Regions from separate parts of the Homo sapiens genome. Here regions 1, 2 and 4 are each linked to region 3. Evidence: chromatin contacts called from ENCODE Hi-C or POLR2A ChIA-PET data. All regions are on one chromosome and are shown on one strand. Each heading gives the region's core, a stretch centred on a gene start or an enhancer-like site at or near the end of the contact. The rest is flanking DNA. Distances are from core to core; before and after follow the strand shown. Region 1 holds the start of ZMYM3 (zinc finger MYM-type containing 3). Region 2 has its middle 36 kb from the start of NLGN3. Region 3 holds the start of IGBP1 (immunoglobulin binding protein 1). Region 4 holds the start of TAF1 (TATA-box binding protein associated factor 1).

The links. Hi-C counts contacts between places; a loop is a spot of excess contacts on that map. ChIA-PET counts read pairs that join two places held with the same protein, here RNA polymerase II (POLR2A). Pooled maps may share reads with other maps.
Region 1: a pooled map shows a loop between it and region 3 (14-fold over the local background). The contact joins the promoter of ZMYM3 here to the promoter of IGBP1 in region 3. A Hi-C loop is called at or near these places in 2 of 37 single-sample maps with no recorded cell type and 6 of 50 pooled maps. POLR2A ChIA-PET finds 5 or more read pairs at or near these places in 1 of 52 experiments (activated B cell).
Region 2: a map of CD8-positive, alpha-beta T cell shows a loop between it and region 3 (16-fold over the local background). The contact joins the enhancer-like site here to the promoter of IGBP1 in region 3. A Hi-C loop is called at or near these places in 4 of 168 maps with a recorded cell type or tissue (CD14-positive monocyte, CD8-positive, alpha-beta T cell, gastrocnemius medialis and 1 more) and 10 of 50 pooled maps. POLR2A ChIA-PET finds 5 or more read pairs at or near these places in 1 of 52 experiments (GM10248).
Region 4: a loop to region 3 is called in a map of gastrocnemius medialis, with 10 times the contacts of the local background. The contact joins the promoter of TAF1 here to the promoter of IGBP1 in region 3. A Hi-C loop is called at or near these places in 4 of 168 maps with a recorded cell type or tissue (CD4-positive, alpha-beta T cell, CD8-positive, alpha-beta T cell, gastrocnemius medialis and 1 more), 1 of 37 single-sample maps with no recorded cell type and 13 of 50 pooled maps. POLR2A ChIA-PET finds 5 or more read pairs at or near these places in 3 of 52 experiments (CD4-positive, alpha-beta T cell, activated B cell and naive thymus-derived CD8-positive, alpha-beta T cell).

The regions. Positions count from the first base shown.
Region 1 is chrX:71,252,783-71,255,641 of GRCh38, forward strand. It overlaps ZMYM3 (zinc finger MYM-type containing 3), which reads right to left and starts at 1,358. Exons shown (of 25, transcript NM_201599.3): 1 at 1,247-1,358; 2 at 1-492. The coding sequence starts at 473. LOC105373247 (a long non-coding RNA gene) reads left to right here and starts at 2,026. Exons shown (of 4, transcript XR_938434.2): 1 at 2,026-2,218. RefSeq lists silencers at 1,854-1,903, 1,924-1,973.
Region 2 is chrX:71,179,347-71,182,279 of GRCh38, forward strand. No RefSeq gene overlaps it. Among named protein-coding and RNA genes, the nearest start is that of NLGN3, 36 kb to the left of the region's middle. RefSeq lists enhancers at 2,587-2,636, 2,693-2,933. Within about 2 kb of position 1,430, at least 10 of the 41 ENCODE cell types and tissues checked have a DNase peak (open chromatin) inside an H3K27ac peak, as active enhancers do; they include CD14-positive monocyte and CD8-positive, alpha-beta T cell, where a contact is called at or near this core.
Region 3 is chrX:70,132,078-70,135,098 of GRCh38, forward strand. It overlaps IGBP1 (immunoglobulin binding protein 1), which reads left to right and starts at 1,370. Exons shown (of 7, transcript NM_001551.3): 1 at 1,370-1,463; 2 at 1,646-2,058; 3 at 2,446-2,739. The coding sequence starts at 1,871. RefSeq lists an enhancer at 1,789-2,248.
Region 4 is chrX:71,364,992-71,367,810 of GRCh38, forward strand. It overlaps TAF1 (TATA-box binding protein associated factor 1), which reads left to right and starts at 1,366. Exons shown (of 38, transcript NM_004606.5): 1 at 1,366-1,503; 2 at 2,508-2,622. The coding sequence starts at 1,384. RefSeq lists enhancers at 130-699, 868-917, 1,408-1,457, 1,976-2,671 and a silencer at 1,058-1,247.

The DNA of each region.
Region 1 (2,859 bases), core at 108-2,607, 1.1 Mb after region 3:
TCAATATGTGGGGACTGCAGTGTTATTGGAGAATCTGGAGCCAAAGGCTCTAGTAGCCCCTCAGGTGAACAGGAATTTGCCCCAGCCCCTGGATCAGGTGGTACCACCTCAGGGGTCTGGCCCCCTGGTCCAGGCTCTAGGGTCTGATCTCCTGCATCCCATGCCAGGGTTCCCTCAGGACCGTGGTCCACCTCCGGGGGAGAGGGGGCTTTATAGAGCAGCCCCCCCAGCCCCAGCAACTCAGTGGCTCCATCCAGGACTCCAGGGTCTTTTTCCAGGCCAGCAGGGGTATCAAGCAGGTCCAGGGCTCCCGAGGATGGAGAAGGGCCAGGGGGGGCCCATCCTCGAGTTGGGGCAGTCTGGGATTCCAGTAGATCCTCTCCAAATTCCATGTCTACTGGTAGGTCTCCAGCCAGGGGCTTCTCTGGCAGGGTCAATGGGTCAAATGGACTGGGGAAATCACTGGGGTCCATGAGTATGGCTGGATATGTACTGCAGATTAGGAGTAGAAGAGGGGGCAGTAGAGGTGGTCTTAGCCTGAATTCCTTCTTATATAGGCTCTGAGACACACCCCATCATCCACTTGGATTTCTCATGAGCAGCCCCCACCACCACAATCTACAAGCATTTCCGAAGGCTTTAGTCCTAATGACCACTCCCCCCAATACAGCGCCCCCAGTGGGGAGAGGCGTTCCCCGCCCTGGCCCCGTGCCCACACTGGCCAGGCAGTCGGTCGTTCTACCCGCCCACCCCCCTACTCGACTGCAACTCCCATTCCCTTCCCCCCTTACCTTTTACCCCCCGCAACTCAGGCTGAACGCCCCCTTAGAGTCTCCTAAGGCCGTCGCCACCAGGAGCCTTTCCCGCCCCCGCGATCTCAGTTTCTATTCCCTCCCCACTCTGCAGGAGCCCCCCAGCTCCCCAGTCTTTACCCACCCTGTCTGGCCCCACCCCCCCTCCCCGCGTTGCTAGGTCCTCCCTCGGCCCTTCCCCCGCCCCCACAAACTGCCCTTCGCAACCCCTTCCCCCCAGTTACCTTTCAGGTCGCCCACTTCCTCAGCCCCGTCCCCCTTTCCCATTGCTCCTCCAGTCCTCCCTTCTCCTGTTGCCCACCCCCAACCTCAGGCATTTACAGGAAGACATTTTGGAGCTACGATCTCTCCTTAGACCCCCCCACCACCGCCTCCCGGCTACTGCAAGATCCCGCTTGCAGGTTCGGTTCGGCTTGAGCAGGCCCGACCCCTACCTGCGGCAGGGTTAGTGCAAAGGCTACAAGCCTAGAACTGCAGACAGCGACGGCCCCGCGCTCCTTCTCTACCTCCCTCCCTAGCAGCCGGGACAGGGGTCGCGGCCCCTTTAAATGGCAGCGCCGCTCGCAGCGCCCAGCGCTCTGCACCAGGCGGGCGGGCGGTGCCAGCAACCAACCCCATTGGCTGGCTCGAGGAGGGGGCTCGCGAGACAGCGCCGGCCCCCGGCGCGAGACTCCCAGTCCAGTGGCCGCCTGGAAATTGCGGAGTGGAATGCAGCCACTAGAGACGGCGCCTGAGCCCCCGCCCGGGGCCCCGTTAGTTGAGAAGGAAAAGATAGCCTCTGGAGCTTTGAAGCCGGCCCCCCGGGAAAGGCGGCGTCCCCTTTCCACCCAAGGGCCGAGTGCGCTCACCCACAAAAAACACAGATCTACGCACCTGCTCCCCTTACCTGGCTCAAGAGTCTGGCCCCCGTCACACCCTGCTCGCCCTACCTCCTGGAGCCCACTCTACCCGTGATCCCCTCCTCTCATTCAAATGGTTCCCGGTCCCCTCCCCCTCCCCGTGTCTCTCTTAGCTTCCCACTCGTGTTCACCCCCTCGGCGTCCGCCCCCCTCAATAGTCCCTACCTACGCCATGCAGCAGGCGCCTGCCAAGATTACCCTCCCCCATCCCCACCTCTCCGGGTCCCGCCCCCTGGGCGACTGTTGGGGTAGTGAGTGACAGCGGAGGACGGGGGGAGGCAGGGACCCAGCCCTCACGTGCCCCTCCTTCCCTTGTCTGCAGCCACGGGGCCCCCAAAACAGTCTGAGAGTCAGAGTTATGGGGTATCTGAAGCTTGATCCCCAGCCACACAGGTCGGGTTAAATGGCTCTGGCTCAGTGGCAACGCCTGTGCAGTAACCGTTACTGCTTGATGACCCCCAAACCAGGTCCTGCAAAGCTACCCCCTACTCTCTCAACAGTCTTAGGGTAAGTTCTGGGATCTTCTCCCTGAGTCTTCCTGCAGGAGCTCCCTGTATTATCTATGGAGTTTTCCTCCCTCACCAGGGCTGATCTCTCTCTCTCTCTCTCTCTCTCTCTCTCTCTCTCTCTCTCTCTCTCTCTCTCTCTCTCTCTCTGTATCTCTCTCTCTCTTTCTCCTCCAGCCCCCTTTCTGTCCTTGTCTGTCTCTCTCTTCTCGCTCTCTCTCTCTCTCTCCCCCTATCTCTTTTTGTCTCCTTCTCTGCCTCTCTGCTTCTCGTGCGCACGAGCACGCAGGCGCGCTACACGCTCCCCCCTCCTGGATGGTCCTTAGCATGTGGGTGTGGCTGAGGTTAGGCTAGAGAAGTGGAGTAGGGGTAGGTGGCACTAGCGTTAAGCCTACTGCCTTTAAAAAATTGTGCCAGCATCCATTCTCAGTCCGCATTATATTAATAGTTAGAGCACTTTACAATCCCCGCTCCCCACTTCCCACCACAGCCCCTAAGGGCTGAGAGCATTTAGTAGCCGAACTACTAGAGGAGGCTCAGGCTGGAAGGAAGTCTCCTTAGGAACAGGAAGGTTTGGTATCCAGTGCCTATTCTAGCCTGCCTCGTTGACTTCTGGCCTCTCCTCCTGGCCACACAAAGCCT
Region 2 (2,933 bases), core at 180-2,679, 1.0 Mb after region 3:
TATGTTACCAAAGTTTATATTTTTCCCTAGAGTACCCCTGGGGTAAATAGAGTATCTTCCCCCAGAGTACTTTCCCCAGAATACTACAGGACTGGGTTTGCCATGTCCCTCTCTCTCTACCCCCACACATTCTCTTATGATGACTTGAGTATCCACAAAAGATTATTACAACACCTCTCTCTCAGACGTGACCAAGAGAAATTGTCATGATTGTCTAGGGTGGCCAAGGGAGGAGCAGTAAATGAGTCTTGTTCCCCCTGAGCTCAAGTTTAAATGTTGTTTCTTCCTGAGTGGGCTATACTATTCTAGAACGACTGAGCTAGAATAGCTCCTCCATAAGAAACCTGTTTATTGAAACTACACTTAGAATTCCTACAGCCCCTCTTAAAGGTTAGGGGAGGGAGAAACGGTGCCTCAGATAACAGAACAGATGGTGGCCCCCTTTTCCCTCAAGCCCCATTCCTAAATAGATTCAAAAGGATCAATAAAACTGACACTGAGGCTGGGTGCGGTGGCTCACACCTGTAATCCCAGCACTTTGGGAGGCCGAGGTGGGCGGATCACTTGAGGTCAGGAATTTTTGAGACCAGCCTGGCCAACGTGGTGAAAACCCGTCTCTACAAAAAATACAAAAATTAGCTAGGTATGGTGGCGGGTGCCTGTAATCCCAGCTACTCTGGAGGGTAAGGCAGGAGAATCACTTCAACCTGGGAGGCGGAGGTTGCAGTGAACCGAGACCGCGCCACTGCACTCCAGCCTGGGCGACAGCCTGAGACTCTGTCTCAACAACAACAACAACAAACAAACAAACAAAAACTGGAGTGGTCTGATGATAACTTATAAAGGAGTATTAGTAGAGCATAGTTTGAGGGGATGGCTTGAACTGGGATGGCCAGAGCTGAGCAAGGACAAGACTGAGCTAATGAAAAGGTTAATCCTTCTGCTACTACTTCCATTCCTAGGTACCCTTAAAGTCTGAGTTTCTGTTGTGCCCACTCAGGCTCTTCTGGGTGCTGGAGAATCCTGGACCAGCTCTCAGTTTGGATTGTCAATTGCAGGTGAGGGGCATGAAAATGGCAGAAGTGCAAAAGAAAGAAACCATCAGCTAGATTTGAATGCTTCGATTCATGGATCACTACTTTTATTTGCCTCAGTTCTTCCCTGGTCCCTATATTACAGGGCTGCCAGAGTGCATGCCCTCTAACTGTACCGGCTAAGAAGTAAACAAATTCCTTTTTATCTTTTAGTTAAGACAAGGCTGCAATTTTTGAAAAGTAACATTTGCTAGGACACTAATGAATAAGAAAGTAACCAAAAGAGGTAACAAGAGAACACACAAACAAATGGGCTTACAGTGTTCACATTTCTTATCTTGTATCAACTAAAGTTTAACCATAGTTGGCCGGGCCTGATGGCTCACACCTGTAATCCCAGGACTTACGGAGGCCGAGATGGGCAGATCACCTAAGGTCAGGAGTTTGAGACTAGCCTGGCCAACATGGTGAAACCCTGCCTCTACTAAATAAAAATAAAATAAACCCCATCTCTACTAAAATACAAAAATTAGCTGGGCATGGTGGCACACTCCTGTAACCCCAGCTACTCGGGAGGCTGAGGCTGGAGAATAGCTTGAACCCGGGAGGTGGAAGTTGCACTGAGCTGAACCACTGCACTCCAGCCTGGATGACAGAGCGAAATTCCATCTCAAAATAAATAAATAAATAAATAAATAAATAAATAAATAAATAAATAAAGCTTAACCACAGAGGAGGCCAGGCGCAGTGACTCACGCCTGTAATCCAAGCACTTTGGGAAGCTGAGGCAGGTGGATCACCTGAGGTCAGGAGTTCGAGACCAGCTGGGCCAACATGGTGAAACCCCATCTCCACTAAAAGTACAAAAAATTAGCCAGATGTGGTGGCAGGTACCTGTAATCCCAGCTACTTCGAAGGCTGAGGCAGCAGAATCACTTGAACCCGGGAGGCGGAGGTTGCAAGGAGCCGAGATCGTGCCATTGCACTCCAGCCTGGGCAACAAGAGTGAAAACTCCATCTCAAAAAAAAAAAAAAAAATCATAGAGGAAGTTATCTGGTACAATGTATAGGGCACCTAAGCAAATCCTTTTTTGCCAGGGTAACCTTTCCCAACTCATGAGAGGTCAGAGGTTAGACAAAGCTGCGTAGACCCGAACCTGAAGGTTGGTGCAAAAGTAATGGCGGTTTTTGCAATTACCTTTAACGGCAAAAACCGCCATTACTTTTGCACCAGCCTAACAGATCTAGTGAGTTTCACAGTCCCTGGTGGAATCGGTTTCCCATACTGCTCTCAGTGCAGAGACCCTAGTGGGTGCCTTCTGTCCTGGCACGTGCTGCTTTCCGGTTCTGCGGTTACCCTGGCCCTTGGGTTTCCCCCACCCTCCTCCCATCCTTTTCAGGCTCCCGGAAAGAGAAGACCCCCAGTGAAACTCCACCCCTTCACATAGTTTTGATGACTTAGGACATGTGTTCGGACAAATACAAAAAAATGTGCTTACGATTCTAATTAGAAAAAGACACTTAGAATTGAGACTGCTTCTGAAAATCTGATCCTGTGCTGGCAGTTCCTGTTGTTCTCAGCTAGTATTTCGTTTTAGTCCCCTAAAGTGGCCATGTGACCTTGATAGCAAACGCCATCTTTCTGCGGAGCCCGCCTGAGCTGCGGCAAGCTGCTCTGACGGCTCGCTAGCAATCTGCCTTTTCCGATTTCAAAATCTTTAGACCGCCCACCAAAACCCTTTTTCCGGTCGGAGAGGCCCGGCAGGCTCTCAGGTCATTTGCGGAGCAAACGTGATTGACACGATCTGCGTCTAATGAATGTTCGTCTGCTTCCCAGCTCGGATTACTAGTTCCGCTCCCTTTCCCAGTTTGTTTTTGATGACTCATCCCTCAAATTCT
Region 3 (3,021 bases), core at 120-2,619:
GTGCCACAGCCTCCTCTCCCTCTTAGGAAGCACTGTTCTAGTTTGGGGCTTCAATCTGTCCCACATTAAAGGTCTTCATCTTTCTAAATCCTACCCAACTGAAGGTTAATGGAGTAGAAACAATTGAACGCAGAAGTCACTGACTTTGTCACAAACTGGCTGGACAAGTCCCTTAACCTTTCTGGTCTCAAGTTTTTCCTCCGATTTTGGGGGTTCCCTTTAAACTTTGACATTCTTCTATGTGACCGCATGTCATGTCTAAGAAGCCTTCTGAACTACTCCTAGCATGGGATGACTTGCCCTTTCTTGCTTTTCCAACAGCCTGTGCAATACAACATATCACCTATTTTATACTGTCCTATATTGCCCTCTAGTTGTTTTTTAATGAAGCTTTTTTTCTTCTCAACGATATGTAGTTTAAAATACTAGTTTAAAAGTTTATTTTCAGGGGTAGACAGTGTGCCTGCTACTTAAATCTCCTAGGACAATTCAGGCTGCGTCCTAAGGTAATCAGTATGTATTTATATTGCTTTGTTCAAAACAATGACGTCCCTTCTTTGAAGTCCTGAAATTATGTTTTCCATCAGTTCTGTCCAGTAGAAATATAATGGGAGCTACAAATATAGTTTTAAATTATCTGGCAGGCACATTTACAAAGTGAAAAGAAAGAAGTACAATTAATTCTAATAATATATTTAATCCAACATATCCAAAAGACTATCATTTCAACATGTAGTCCATGTAAAAAGTATTTACATTTTTCATTCTTTTTTTTTTAAATGTCTTTGAAATCTGGGGTGTTTTTTACACTTGCAGCACATCTCGATTCAAAATAGCCACTTTCAAGTGCTTAGTAACCACATGTAGCTAGTAACTACCTACTGAACAATGCTGTTCTGCATAAGTTGGCTGCTTTCCAAACTGATCACTTTTTTTTTTTATTCAGATAATGACTGATACTGAGTACTCAGGCTAGCCAGAGTGGTGCAAAGATGAGTCAAATTCATTCTGATAAGAGAGATTTGTAAGTCACTAGCAATTATACAGCGTGGTAGGTGCCATGATAGAGATGCATAGGAGAAACCCAGACTTGGCGGCTGAAGGGCACAGGGTGGAAGGCGGTAGAGAGACAAGGAAGGTTGCACAGAAATAACATTTGATGTAGGAACTAAGTGCACGAAGGGAAGCCGGCTGTGCGGTGACCGGAGTTGCAGGTTGCCAATCTTGCTGAGGGGGGCTCCACCGGACGCCGGCCTACGGGTCGTAGGCGTGTGTGGGGTGAAGGGGGAAGAGGACGGGAGAGGATTGGCTGGGAGGAACCCGGAGCTCCATCTGGTGGGTGGACGGAAACCGCAGGGGGGCGCTACTTGCACTTCGCGCTCAAGCGACCGGATCTTCAAACCGTGGGAGTGGTGCGGCGGCTAGAGTCCCTGGACTCCTCAACCTAGGGAGCTACTCGCGAGGTAAGGGGCGCGCCAGACTGGCTCCTAAAACGCACTCGCTCGTCCGCACTCCTCGCGCTCCGAATTCAGCCTCGCCTCACCCGGGCTTCAGAGCCCACAGAACTTCTCAGCCCCGTGTCGGCGACGAGGAGCTCATGGTAAAACAGCGCCTAGGGTTTTGCTTGTTTGTTTGCTTTTAACAGATGCCTACGACTTGTAACGGGCTGCCTGGTAAAATGAGTCTATGGAAACGGTTGCCAGGGCCGGCTAACAGCGGCTCCCGGAAGTCCTTTGATGCTTTGTTAACAGTGAAGCTACTGGACCAATGAGGTGCTTCTTCCGGTTTTGTCCGCGCTCGCCTAATTCTTCTTTATCAAGGTTGCCTTTGACCCCGGAAAAGAGATCTTCCGGGTTCCTCTCTCCCCAAGATGGCTGCTGAGGACGAGTTACAGCTGCCGCGGCTCCCCGAGCTGTTCGAAACTGGTAGACAGTTACTGGACGAAGTAGAAGTGGCGACTGAACCCGCCGGTTCCCGGATAGTCCAGGAGAAGGTGTTCAAGGGCTTGGACCTCCTTGAGAAGGCTGCCGAAATGTTATCGCAGCTCGACTTGTTCAGGTATGGGGGAAGATAGTAATAATGGCTGAGAACGAAGGTAATAATGGTTACCAAGGGTGGAGCCATTGCGCCTGAGTGGAGGGGACCTTTAGTGGTGAGAACGTTTCGTTCCTACTTACCACTGCGATCTTGTGTACATTGTTTACATTCCCCACCTCTCTTCCCAGATGGTTGATATCTTACGACTCTGCTTCCTAGCGTCTGCTGATTGCATAGGCATTGGGTGTGAGCCCTCAGCCACTTTCATTGAGTGAAACTGGCCGCTGTTCCCCGTGCCTCCTCCCTCTGGTCCACTCCCAGCCCAGCCTCCCACTCCGTCCCCCAGAAAGCAAGGGCCACAATTTGAATGCCTAGTCAGGCTTCACTGCCTCCTTTTTGCTCTTCCAGCCGAAATGAAGATTTGGAAGAGATTGCTTCCACCGACCTGAAGTACCTTTTGGTGCCAGCGTTTCAAGGAGCCCTCACCATGAAACAAGTCAACCCCAGCAAGCGTCTAGATCATTTGCAGCGGGCTCGAGAACACTTTATAAACTACTTAACTCAGTGCCATTGCTATCATGTGGCAGAGTTTGAGCTGCCCAAAACCATGAACAACTCTGCTGAAAATCACACTGCCAATTCCTCCATGGCTTATCCTAGTCTCGTTGCTATGGCATCTCAAAGACAGGCTAAAATACAGAGGTGGGTCAATAGCTATAATATGAGGCCTGCCCAATGGCGGTGCTTTTCAGGGGCATGCTTTCTTGGCGGGTGGTGGGGGGCCAGAATGGTATGTGTCACTTTCTTGGTTCTTATTGAGCATAGGCCCTAGGGAGAGCAAACTTTCCTGAGTTTTTCCAAGAAGCCTCTGCTTTTGTTGAGATGATTATACCTACTTATCAGACCCTTACTACCTTATGGTTGGCAACAGCAGCAATGTAGTTTAGCAGAGTGTCTCCCAACCTTTTCCACATCACATCATAG
Region 4 (2,819 bases), core at 116-2,615, 1.2 Mb after region 3:
AAGATGACCAAATACAATGCATGAAACGTGAATGGATCCTAGTATTGGAAAAAAGGGAGAATGAGGAAGAGTGCTATGATGTGGTAAAGAAATTATTTCAGTCTATATTATCATAATATGTGAAAAAAGCAAGGTGAAAGCCGGGGTGTTGGCTCATGGCTGCAATCCCAGCACTTTGGGAGGCTGAAACGGGCAGATTGCTTGAGCCCAGGAGTCTGAGACCAGCCTGTGCAACATGACGAAACCCCGTAAAATGTTCCAACTAGGACAACTGGGGAAATTTAAGTGCGGACTCTTCCTTAAATAATATTGACTTACTTCCTAAAGTTGTGATAAAGGTACTTTGGTTCCATAGTTAAGATGCTTATTTTTAGGAGTGAAGAACAAGATGCCCATAAATGGTTTAGAAAAACAAAAATCCTAGCAAAATGTTAACCATTGTGAGTCTAGGTGAGGGGTCAGCTGTTCATTTTACTAAACTTTCACATTTTCCGAAATAAAACGTTGGGGGAACAAGTATTTTTTTTGAGGCGGGCTGGAGTGCAGTGGCCCGATCACAGGTCACTGCAGACTCCAACTCCTGGCTCCCACCTCAGACCCCCCAACAGCTGGGACTACAGGCACTGGCCACCACATCTGGCTAATTTTTTTGATTTTGTGTATGGATGGAGTCTCGCTTTCTTGTCCAGGCTGGCCTCATACTCGTGGGCTCAAGCGATCCTCCCACCTCGGCCTCTCAAAGTGCTGGAATTACAGGCGTAAGCCACCGCGTCCGGTCAAAAAATCAATTTCTAGGGAAAAATGTCAACTCAAAACAAGTAACCTGCATAGCTCGGGAATGCCTGTATAATTTACGTCAAGTCTCTCCTTGGGACGGACCGGTGAAATTGCACGCAGCACAAAGACCGGCTCTTACCCTTACTTCCGGGTATTGTGGTACAGGAACCCGAGGTTGCCTGCGCGTAAGCCACGTGACTCGAGCAGCTCCTTCTGATTGGAGGAAGAGCCACTGCTCTAATTCGGTGCCGTGAGAAAGCTCGCGCGCGGAGCAGTGGGAGCGGGCGGGACTGAATATTTTCTTTGACCAACCGCTTTCCACATATCCATCCTCCTGATCCCGTAGCGTCGAATCAAAAGCCGTTAGTAAAGTAGTTACTTCTTTCTCTTAGGATAGCCGGTCTTTCCGGGTTTTCCCCCCCTTCCCCCTCCCCTCTCCCCACTTCCCCCTCCCTTTCCCCTCTGTTTTGAGCTTCCGGTAGAGGCTGGTAGGGTAAGGGAGCTCAGTAAGTCACTTCTGGGCGACTGTTGTTTTATTTCCGGTCTATGGGACCCGGCTGCGATTTGCTGCTGCGGACAGCAGCTACCATCACTGCTGCCGCCATCATGTCAGACACGGACAGCGACGAAGATTCCGCTGGAGGCGGCCCATTTTCTTTAGCGGGTTTCCTTTTCGGCAACATCAATGGAGCCGGGCAGCTGGAGGGGGAAAGCGTCTTGGATGATGTGAGGGGGTGGGCGTGGGGGTAGGGCTCGGGGGGTGGGGCTAAGCAGAGGAAGGAGGTGCGGGGAGGAAAGGAGAGGGTGCTCAGGCAGCGAGAACAGGGCGCAGCTAACGCCGGGGAGGAGGATCCCGTCCTCATGGGTGCGGGAGCAACGTGGCGTGGGAGTGATCGTTCTGGGGGAGAGTGGGCAGAAGAGAGCGCGAGGCGAGCCCGGGGCCAGGGGCGCAGGGAATAGTGGCTTTGGAGCTAGCGCTCTGCCGACCAGACAGTAGGACACATGCTGGTTTCGCCTACTGAGATGGCTTCCCACCCGTAACCTGCTTGGAGATTCTTGACACTGCCTGCCCCTCTGACATCGCTGCCCTGAGATGGCTCTATAGAGCCAGAGGACTGGACAGGACCTGCCTCCCGCTCGTTTGGTTCCGGCCTCAGGCTTAGGACAATGGGGTGTTCCTAGCACCCGAGCGGGCCTCCTGGTCACAGTGCGCCTTTTAGGTGGCTCTCCCAGCGTCTTCACTGACTTTCGTGAAATAGTGTCCTGCGCCCTAGTGAAACTACCCTGCCTTCACTTAGGCCCGTTTTCTTGAGGAGTGAAGCTGTCGGCCGCTGTGGCCCCTCCTGTGCCGCAGGCGCATGCGAAACAGGGACCGAACGAGCCCCGCCTCGACGCCTCCAATCCCACTGATCCCCCTGCCTCGGCCCTCGTTCCGAGAACGACCGTTCCATTCATTCAGTCTTGGCAGTAGTTATTTGATTCGTCTTCTCTTGTAGTATACTTTAAAGTGTGGGCGATGCAGTTGGCTGTGGTGCTTTAATAAAGATCTGATCGATGCGGAGTTTGGTAGATGTATATTACAGTTCTCGAACGTGTTGCTTGTTTTGGCACACTGCACAGTCATTTTTCATGTGGATTTGTGACTTTGTCGTGGACCAGGGAAATAAGTCCTGTGGTGTGGGAGTCGTAGGTTTAGTTGTTATCTTCGACTCGTGCTGTCCCTTTTTCAGGAATGTAAGAAGCACTTGGCAGGCTTGGGGGCTTTGGGGCTGGGCAGCCTGATCACTGAACTCACGGCAAATGAAGAATTGACCGGGACTGACGGTGCCTTGGTAAATGATGAAGGTGAAGTCTGGGTTGTGGGGAGTAGGCGGGGGAGGAGGCTAGCCACCTACTATGTATGTACTTTTTTGTGTGTGTAAGACGGAGTTTCGCTCTGTCTCCGAGGTTGGAGTGCAGTGGGGCGATCTGGGCTGACTGCAGCCTCCGCCACCCGGGTTCAAGCATTTCTCCTGTCTCAGCCTCCTGAGTAGCTGGGACTA